Linked DNA regions of Homo sapiens: regions 1 and 2 are each linked to region 3. The links are chromatin contacts, found by Hi-C or POLR2A ChIA-PET in ENCODE. All regions are on one chromosome and are shown on one strand. Each heading gives the region's core, a stretch centred on a gene start or an enhancer-like site at or near the end of the contact. The rest is flanking DNA. Distances are from core to core; before and after follow the strand shown.

Region 1 (2,700 bases), core at 33-2,532, 360 kb after region 3:
AATTCTGATGTTTGTAAACAACACAGATTAATTCCAACTTTCCCTTAATGTCCTCAGAATCATATTTTAGCTGTAGGAAGACAAACATTTAAATTTTTGCTTGTATTTCGAATTTTTCCTAAGGATGCCTGTTATGGTCTGAATGCTTGTGTCCCCCCAAATTCACATTTTGAAACCCTGCCCCTTAATGTGACGATAGCAGGAGGCAGGGTCTCTGGGAGGTGATTAGGATAAGATGAAGTCATGAGGGCACAGCCCGCTTGAGTGGAAGTAATATCTCCCCAAGAGAGCTTGTTTCCTCTCTCTGCCGTGTGAGGACACAGACCAACCCTGGGACAGTGTTGGAGGGGAATGCAAAGGCGGCAGGATCCCCGGGAGCCATTGAGGAGGCTGCTTGCCCCGTGGAGACAGCAGAAAGCAGGCTTGACAGACCCAGAAACCAGAAATTCAGAGTGATGGTTGCCAAAGTGCTGTCACTCAGCCAAACAGGGACCTGGCTCAAATGTTGCAAAGTGAAGCCTGTATCTGCTCCACAGGAGCCACAGGCCAGAGGTCCGGCTGTTGGTGCTACTCTGGGACTATCACTCAGGACAGCAGGCACAGGCGAAAGGCGTCAGACCTGGAATGAGACCGCTCTGAGTGCCCCGTGCCCCTCACTCCCTCCGTGAGCCTGGAGAAGTCTCGTTCCCTCTTCAGGCCCCCTTTTGTAAAAGAGACGAGGCAACTGTTTTTCCATCTGGGCTCTCTGGGCTCTCTGGGCCTCCTGGGATCCGAGGATATAGGACCAAGGTAAGCTCTAGTTTCATCAGGTCTCTTTGGAGTTCATTTAAGAAAAAAATAAATAAAAGTGTACTACTGATCATTGATAACAAAAAGACAGGGCAAGCTTGAAGGCCACAGCACTACGGGAGGGTGATGCACCCTCTGTCTTCGCTTTGAATGCTCTGATCTCAGAATCAGTAAAGCCGTGGCTGTGGGATCACTCTCAGTCATGGTGAAGGTATGCGAAGAATCTGCAGTTATGTTCCATCATGTGGTTTGCTAACCAGAGGGAAATTACCCCTGTATCAGATGCCACAATAATTGTCATTCAATCATTTTCTTGTTGCCCAGAAGGGGAGTAATCATAAAGGAAGGGTGGTGTCAGCGGTGTTGACATGGGGCCAACATATCTGGATGGAAAGTGAAATCTCAGTCAGTCATCCAGGCTCAAAGCCCAAGCAGAGAGGCCCCCGGGAAGGAGCACAGGGCTGGGAGTGAGTGTGGGGCTGAGAAAGGGCTGTGCCAGGAGGCCTCCCTGCTCCACATTCCTCACCTGCGATCCCTCACAAGATGACCAAAACAACCCAGTGAAACTGCCTTGCTTGGAATACATACGCAGGAGGAAGTGCCCTAGCCACAGGAGGCTGTAATACACTAGAGGGCAGTGGTGCCCAAGGCCATAGGGAGGGAAAGTCCCATGGAATGCGGGCAGCCTTTCCCTCAATCCCTCTGACCATTCCTGTGGGGGAATGCAGGCCCAGGGTTGCCAGATTTTCTCATTTTCCAGTAGAAGCCAGAAACATGGGTTTTTATGTGACATTTTCCCATTTTTAAAATACTTTGCAGATCAAACAAAACATGTTGCTAGGCCAGAACTGATCCATTAGCCATCAGTCTACAACCCCTGAATTCCAAATGAGTGACTTCATTTTAATGAAAACACCAAGAAAATTAGGTAAAAGTGTTCATTCTCCTGAAAATTTGGTCCCTGGGAGCACATTATTTATTCAATCATCAAGTGCCTACTGTGTGCCAGGTACAAATAGAATGCTAGAAGTTTTCTATTTTCTCATCTCTTCTCTGACCATAGGTCTTCTTTTCTCTGTTTCATTCATGAACTTTTCTGTATATGGGAAAGTGGGAAGAAAAATAGAAGGGAAGAAAAATATAGGCCTGGAAAAAAAGTTTGGCAAGGTGTCATTCCACAAGTGGAGGGTAAAATTGTGTCTCCAAGTCCACCGTCTTCATGCACTGAGCAACTAGCACAGAGCTGGTCACCTGGTTATTGAAAGACACAGCAACAATTGTAGCATATGTTGGTTGGTCACCCATTACCTGCCAGACCCAGTGGTGTTATTATGTTACTAGGCGGTGAATTTTAGTCCTCATTATACTTCTATGAGTCAGGGACTTCCTTTTATCACAGGAGGAAACTGAGGTCTAAACAGACTAAGTAACTTGCCCAAGTTCATAGAGCTCTCAAGCTGTAGGCCTTAGATCTTAATGAAGTTGTGCCTGACTCCAGAATACACACCTTCACATTGTACTGAATGAATGAATGAATGAATGAAGAGTGAGTGGATGAGTAAGCTGAGGCCCTGCTCCCTCTCCCCCTCATCTTTCACCCTCCATTCCCACCCTGCCCTCCCAACTCATGTGCTGGTTCTGAGACTGAAAGATCAGAATTACATTTTTGCAGATTTCCCAAAGGAACATTGGGGCCATCACTCCCCTTAGTGCCTCAGGACACTAAGCTGGCTGGGGCATTGCCATCTGCCTTGGCCCTTCAGGAGATGTCAATGTCTAGATACCCACTTAGCTTCCTTCCTGTCACATTGATACACTCAGCATCATTTGCCTCTGAAATATGTTGTGTGAAGGGGAAAGATTTGAGAAAGCAGCATGTTTTACAGATCAAGAAGATTTCTTATTTACCAG
Region 2 (2,700 bases), core at 193-2,692, 270 kb after region 3:
AATGTTTGTAAAATGACTGAATAGTTGAAAAGGAAATTATATAAGAAGCTAGCAATGTCATCACTGCTACAGACGATGTTTACTAACCAGTTTAATTTCTTTTCCTCCACCAAACTGACTAACCAGATGGACTGGCTGTCTAGGTATTTGACACACAAACCTTGAGCTTTGTCGTTTGGGGCTGACATTTGTCCCATCTCTTCAGCACACACAGGAGAACCAATGTCAAATTCCTGAGTCACACTTTTAAGCATAGAATTTATTTTCTCTTGAGCACTATTCAGTAGAACTTTCTGTGATGACGACAATGTTCTATTTAAATAGCCTCATGTAAACTAGTGGCTGCCATGTTAGACAGCACAGATCTAGATATTCTAGATTAACTTGTCAAATTTCCCAAGAAGGAGGCTGGGAATAACTGATCTGTACCTTGCTAATCACAAACTTTCAGATCATCAGGCTGATTGAGAGGACTTCAGTTTCTCACTGTGCCAAGACCAGTGGGCTAAGGCAACAGTCCCAGAGTCACGTCCTGAGCACTTGTGACCGTGATATACATTTCCTTTGAGTTTTACTCATGCAGTTTGGGGAGGACGTGATGACAATGAGTCCTGCTCTGTACAGCCAATGGCATTTCTCAGGTCCACAGCCCCAGTATGTCACTTAGTCCCTGGCCAAGCAGGGATGAGGCTGGGAATAGGTGTAAGCCTGTGGCAGAGGGTCTCAACACCTAGAATCTACTTTTCTAACAAGCACTCCAGAGGATTCTGGTATAATCAGGCCCCAGACCATGCTGAGCAGCAGTGCCAGTGGATGGGTCACTACCGGGCGTCTCTGGCTGAACAGTAGTCCTCAGTAGGTCACCATTTCCTGGAAAACTGCTTATACCTCGCCAATCTCGACATGCACCTTCCCTACAGGGTCCTCCTTTCCTGCTCCTCTGGGCAGAATCCACAACAACCTTCAGAATGCTGCCCTATGCCACCTCCTCAGGGAAGCCTCTCCACCCACATCAGCATTTGTCACTCGGTCACAGCGTGTGAGTTGGCCATGGACACACGCAGGGCAGGGGGTGGACTAACTCATCTCGGCATACCCAGTGCCAAGCCCCAATGCTTGGCCCAGCACAGGCATTTATTACCCCATACCTCTTGTTCGAATTACTCCAAGTTCCATTTTTAAAGAGGAGTGAGTCCCTGTGACGACTCATCCCTCAGACATTAATGCCATACCAGGCACACAAAGCAAACGTGAGGATCAGATGGGAGAAATGCGAGCGGCTTAGACATGGGTGAAAGGCTTTAGGCTGCTCATGCTAGGGGTTTGTTCCAGTTGAAATCCAACTGCAGATCATAATCAAAAGCCCAGGGCAGGACAAGGGGGTGGGAAGGGCCACTGAGCGGACTGTCATTAACTCTGGACTGTGCCTACATGCCTCTTTCCCACAGTGAGCCAGGACACTGAGGAGCAGGGCTCAGAGCCAACCCTCCCGCCCCTCAACACACACACATTCAAACCAGGCCTCATTTCACTCATCTCTTGCCACGACTGGCTGGGGTTATTGTCTACTTAGAGCTACTTGCCCTGTTTTACTGTGGAAATTATAAATAACTTATTGAGTCTTGCATGGAATGTATCTTCCAAATTAGCCTTGTTAACCCTAAGAAGGAAGGGAAGAAATTCCACCAAGAGAGGGGAAGGGGAGGTGATGTAGGTAACCTAGATCGTTTATGTTCTTCACTGACTCTCCATATAGCTTAAGAGGGGGTTCACAGCCATTGTTATCAGAGAATGGATTTGGATTACAGGTGGGTGAAGGCACATTGGACTTAGCTCCGCTTTCTGGATTTCTGTTACAACAAGCTATTATTCATTTGCTTTTATATATTTAACAAGCATTTTCTGAGGCCCTGCCATATGCAAGACACTGTTTCAAGCACTCTGAGACACAGAGATGAGTGAACATGGCCTCCACCTTCCCTGAGGAACTCACCGTCAGTGGGGAGCGTAATTCATAGGCTCAAGAGAGGAGCTGGGCAGTGAGCCAAGAAGGGGGGAGAGCTGGGCAACTAGCAAATTCTTTAGTGTTTGTTATTTCTAAGTGATACCCTGTTTGTTCTCTAAAAGAAAGCAATTTAATATAAAATGTATTTAAGATAACACTGGTAAACATTATAACTCAAAGCCATGTTGAAGGAGGGGCTAACAACCTAAGCTAAAATGGTCCTGCTGGCTAAACAGCACTCAGCCTTGAGCATCATAGATGTCAAGGAAAAAGAAGGGCCTGGTGCAATGGCTTACATTTGTAATTCCAGCACTTCGGGAGGCTGAGGCAGAATTGCTTGAGCCCAGAAGTTCAAGACCAGCCTGGCAGCATAGCAAGGCCCTGAGACCCCCTCTCTACAAAAAATTTAAAAATTAGCCAGGCGTGGTTACACATGCCTGTAGTCCCAGTTACACAGAAGGCTGAGGCAGGAGGATCACTTGAACCCAAGAGGTCCAGGCTGGCAGTGAGCCATGGTTACACCACTGTACTGCAGCCTGGGCAACAGAGAAAGACCCTGTGTCAGAAAAAAAAAAAAAAAAAAGATTGGGAGAGGGGTATGAACAAAAAGAAACAGAAGAGAAGCACAGGATGGGCTTATGAATAGGTGTTCCAAAGTCACCTTTCTCAGCCCCCTGAGCTCATTGGTGCCTACC
Region 3 (2,700 bases), core at 123-2,622:
CCCAGCAAGTGATGCCATGAAGGTGTCTGCCCACACATCCCCTTCATTCTCAGTGGCAGTGGGGAGCTGGCCTTCTCTTTCCTGGAAGCTTTCCTCCCTCTATCTGTCCTGCAGCCTGCTGAAGTCTTGATGGCCCTGCTCTTATTTTGGGATTAAATCTTTTGGGATTTGTCTTAGTTTAGTTGCACCTCTCTTGATCTCTCCCACCACATTTTTCTTCCTCTCCCCTCCCCCTCTAACAGCTGAAATGTCTCAGCCTCTGGAGCAGACTCATGGTGCCCCCTGCTTCCTAGCCCTTCCTGAGATAAGAGTCAGCGGGGGCAGAGGTTAAATACACGGTTTACCAGGCTTTTTTCCTGGAAATTCTAGAGGCCTGGATCAAACTCGGGGAATCCATACCTTTAAGTGCTCCTGGTGACTCTTATCTTCAGGGAAGCTTGGGAGTCACTGCCCAGGGCTTGCCCATGTTTTTAATTCTCCACAGATTCTCATGGTTTCCTCCAGCCCAGTATGCGTCTCATGGCTTTGACAACAGACAGATCTTGTTTTGTTACCTTGTGTTGCTATCTAACTCTCAACAATCTATACCTTTTCTCTTCAAACAATATAAACTTCTGGAGAGTAGGTATCAAGTTTTTTCTTACGTAGTAGGCCTTCAATAAATATTTGGTTGAAGTTTTACATTTTCCTCTCATTATATTCATTTGAGGTGAACATTGAAATTCTTTCACTTAAGCACCATCAAAAGGGCATGAAGGAAAGGGCTTAGAAATATGTGAGGCAGGCCGGGCACAGTGGCTCACACCTGTAATCTCAACATTTTGGGAGGCTGAGGTGGATCGCTTGAGCCCAGGAGTTCAAGACCAGCCTTGGCAACATGGTGAAACCTGGTCTCTACCAAAAATACAAAAATTTGCCAGTCTCATAATCCAGTCTCAAAATAAATAAATAAATAAATAAGTAATAAATAATCAATCAAAATTTAGAAATAAAATTTAAAAATTTTTAAAAAGAAATGTGTTAGGTAAAAGAGGCATGTTAATTTGTGATTATATATGCCTTACATATTCAAGGTTTGACTAAGTAACTTAAATGAAAACATCTCTGGTGTCTGGAATAACTTGCTGCTGTCTAAAAGTAATGAGTCATGGACAGAGCGGGCAGGGATGTGTTACCTGAAGAACTTCACCAATTCTTGGCTCCACCATGAATTGTATGTGTGACCTTAAGTGAGATGTGTCTGCAAACTAAGCCTCAACTTCCTCATTCTAAAAAAGTTAAATTCCGACATCATTGAGTGCTTGAAGTCGAATGAGATACTGTGTGCAGAATCATTTTATAATCTGTACAGTGCCATACAGAGGGTAGGAATTACCCTTAGTCATCCTTACAGTTAGTTTTCCAGCTCACCTGCCTTTCTGCATTCCCTCATGGCTTTCCTATCTGAGTCATGTAACTAAATTTAAATGCTATGCTAGGGAGCCTAGGAAATCTACTTCCCAGCAAGAGCTATAAAACCTCACATCCTAATTGACGGAGACAAGGAGGAACAGTGATTCAGAGGCAACTCTAGGGGAGCAGCCAGCTCAGGCCTGAAAACGTCTCCTTGGATGGGTCTGCTGGGGAATGGGAACAGATCCATTCTAAGCTTTGGTTTATTTCAGAGAGGAATTTAGAAACTGGACTATGATTGGAGAAATGGTTAACATCCATGAAAATATACAAGATTTTCAGATGGCAATGCTTACAATCTCAACAACAACAAAAAGCCATAGCAGCATTACAGCAAAAGGGGGCTGTTGTCCTCTAAGTGAACCCTTAGAAAGTCAGTTTTCTGAACTTCATAAGAATATATTACAAGAGGCAGTTTTCAGAGTTCTGTAAGCTTTGGCAGGGATGGGCTGGTACATGTGAGAAAAAAGCAACAGATTTAAAAAATCTGTACAAACACTGATAGAAATAAACTTGCTGCTTGTTGCAACGTACCCATGCCATTAGAGATTTTGCCCTTAACATCTCTCTTTTAAATCTGACTCCAGGAAATAGGTTTGGAACCTGATCAATCCCATCCTTGACTCTGCCATCCTTCTCCCAGAATTATAAACATAAGATTATTACAGCGCATTTCCTGCATGTGCCTTCCATGTGGCTCCAGTCTCCACCTCACAAGTGTAGCAAGTAAACACTCCCCAAGTCTAATTCTGAAGTGTAGCCCATATGCTGTGGTCTTGATGAGAAGGGCTGGGGACCAAGGGTGCAGAAAGTGTATATACTGCGAGAGCTTGCACCTTAAGGAGGGAAAAGGTCTCCTGGTGGCAGAAGAGGCATCCTTCCTTCATTTCTTTGCATGTTTGGTTGGTATGTGGGAGCTATGAAGGAGGGTTGAAAATGTTTTCTTTTCTTTCTTTCTTTTTCACAAATCTATTTCAATCCATCCCATTCCTGGAAAAACCACAATCCTCCAGCAGTCTCTAAGTCCTTCACTTTTGAAAAGCACATGGCTTCCCTGCTACCCCTTGCTTCTGTGAGTCTGGCTGGAACAGTAATTAATTTCTGTGTAAATGAGTTTGGGGCTGAGGCTTTCATTAATGTGTTAGGGCTCCAGGGTCTTGTGGTTTGACACCATTTGAGTGCACAAACTGTTAGCTTTAAACATTTTCAACAATTTTCCTTCCTCTCCTGAATCTCATATGAAATTCA

What was found. A loop is a pair of places that touch in the nucleus more often than their neighbours do. ChIA-PET counts read pairs that join two places held with the same protein, here RNA polymerase II (POLR2A). Pooled maps may share reads with other maps.
Region 1: a map of PC-9 shows a loop between it and region 3 (11-fold over the local background). The contact joins two enhancer-like sites. A Hi-C loop is called at or near these places in 1 of 168 maps with a recorded cell type or tissue (PC-9) and 2 of 50 pooled maps. POLR2A ChIA-PET finds 5 or more read pairs at or near these places in 2 of 52 experiments (H1 and endothelial cell of umbilical vein).
Region 2: a loop to region 3 is called in a pooled map, with 2.1 times the contacts of the local background. The contact joins two enhancer-like sites. A Hi-C loop is called at or near these places in 2 of 168 maps with a recorded cell type or tissue (PC-9 and gastrocnemius medialis) and 4 of 50 pooled maps. POLR2A ChIA-PET finds 5 or more read pairs at or near these places in 4 of 52 experiments (MCF 10A, PC-3, PC-9 and 1 more).

What each region holds. Positions count from the first base shown.
Region 1 is chr1:115,544,914-115,547,613 of GRCh38, forward strand. No RefSeq gene overlaps it. Among named protein-coding and RNA genes, the nearest start is that of VANGL1, 96 kb to the right of the region's middle. RefSeq lists an enhancer at 893-1,780. Within about 2 kb of position 1,283, at least 16 of the 41 ENCODE cell types and tissues checked have a DNase peak (open chromatin) inside an H3K27ac peak, as active enhancers do; they include PC-9, where a contact is called at or near this core.
Region 2 is chr1:115,455,429-115,458,128 of GRCh38, forward strand. No RefSeq gene overlaps it. Among named protein-coding and RNA genes, the nearest start is that of NGF, 120 kb to the left of the region's middle. Within about 2 kb of position 1,443, at least 6 of the 41 ENCODE cell types and tissues checked have a DNase peak (open chromatin) inside an H3K27ac peak, as active enhancers do; they include PC-3, where a contact is called at or near this core.
Region 3 is chr1:115,188,844-115,191,543 of GRCh38, forward strand. No RefSeq gene overlaps it. Among named protein-coding and RNA genes, the nearest start is that of LINC01765, 91 kb to the left of the region's middle. Within about 2 kb of position 1,373, at least 7 of the 41 ENCODE cell types and tissues checked have a DNase peak (open chromatin) inside an H3K27ac peak, as active enhancers do; they include PC-3 and PC-9, where a contact is called at or near this core.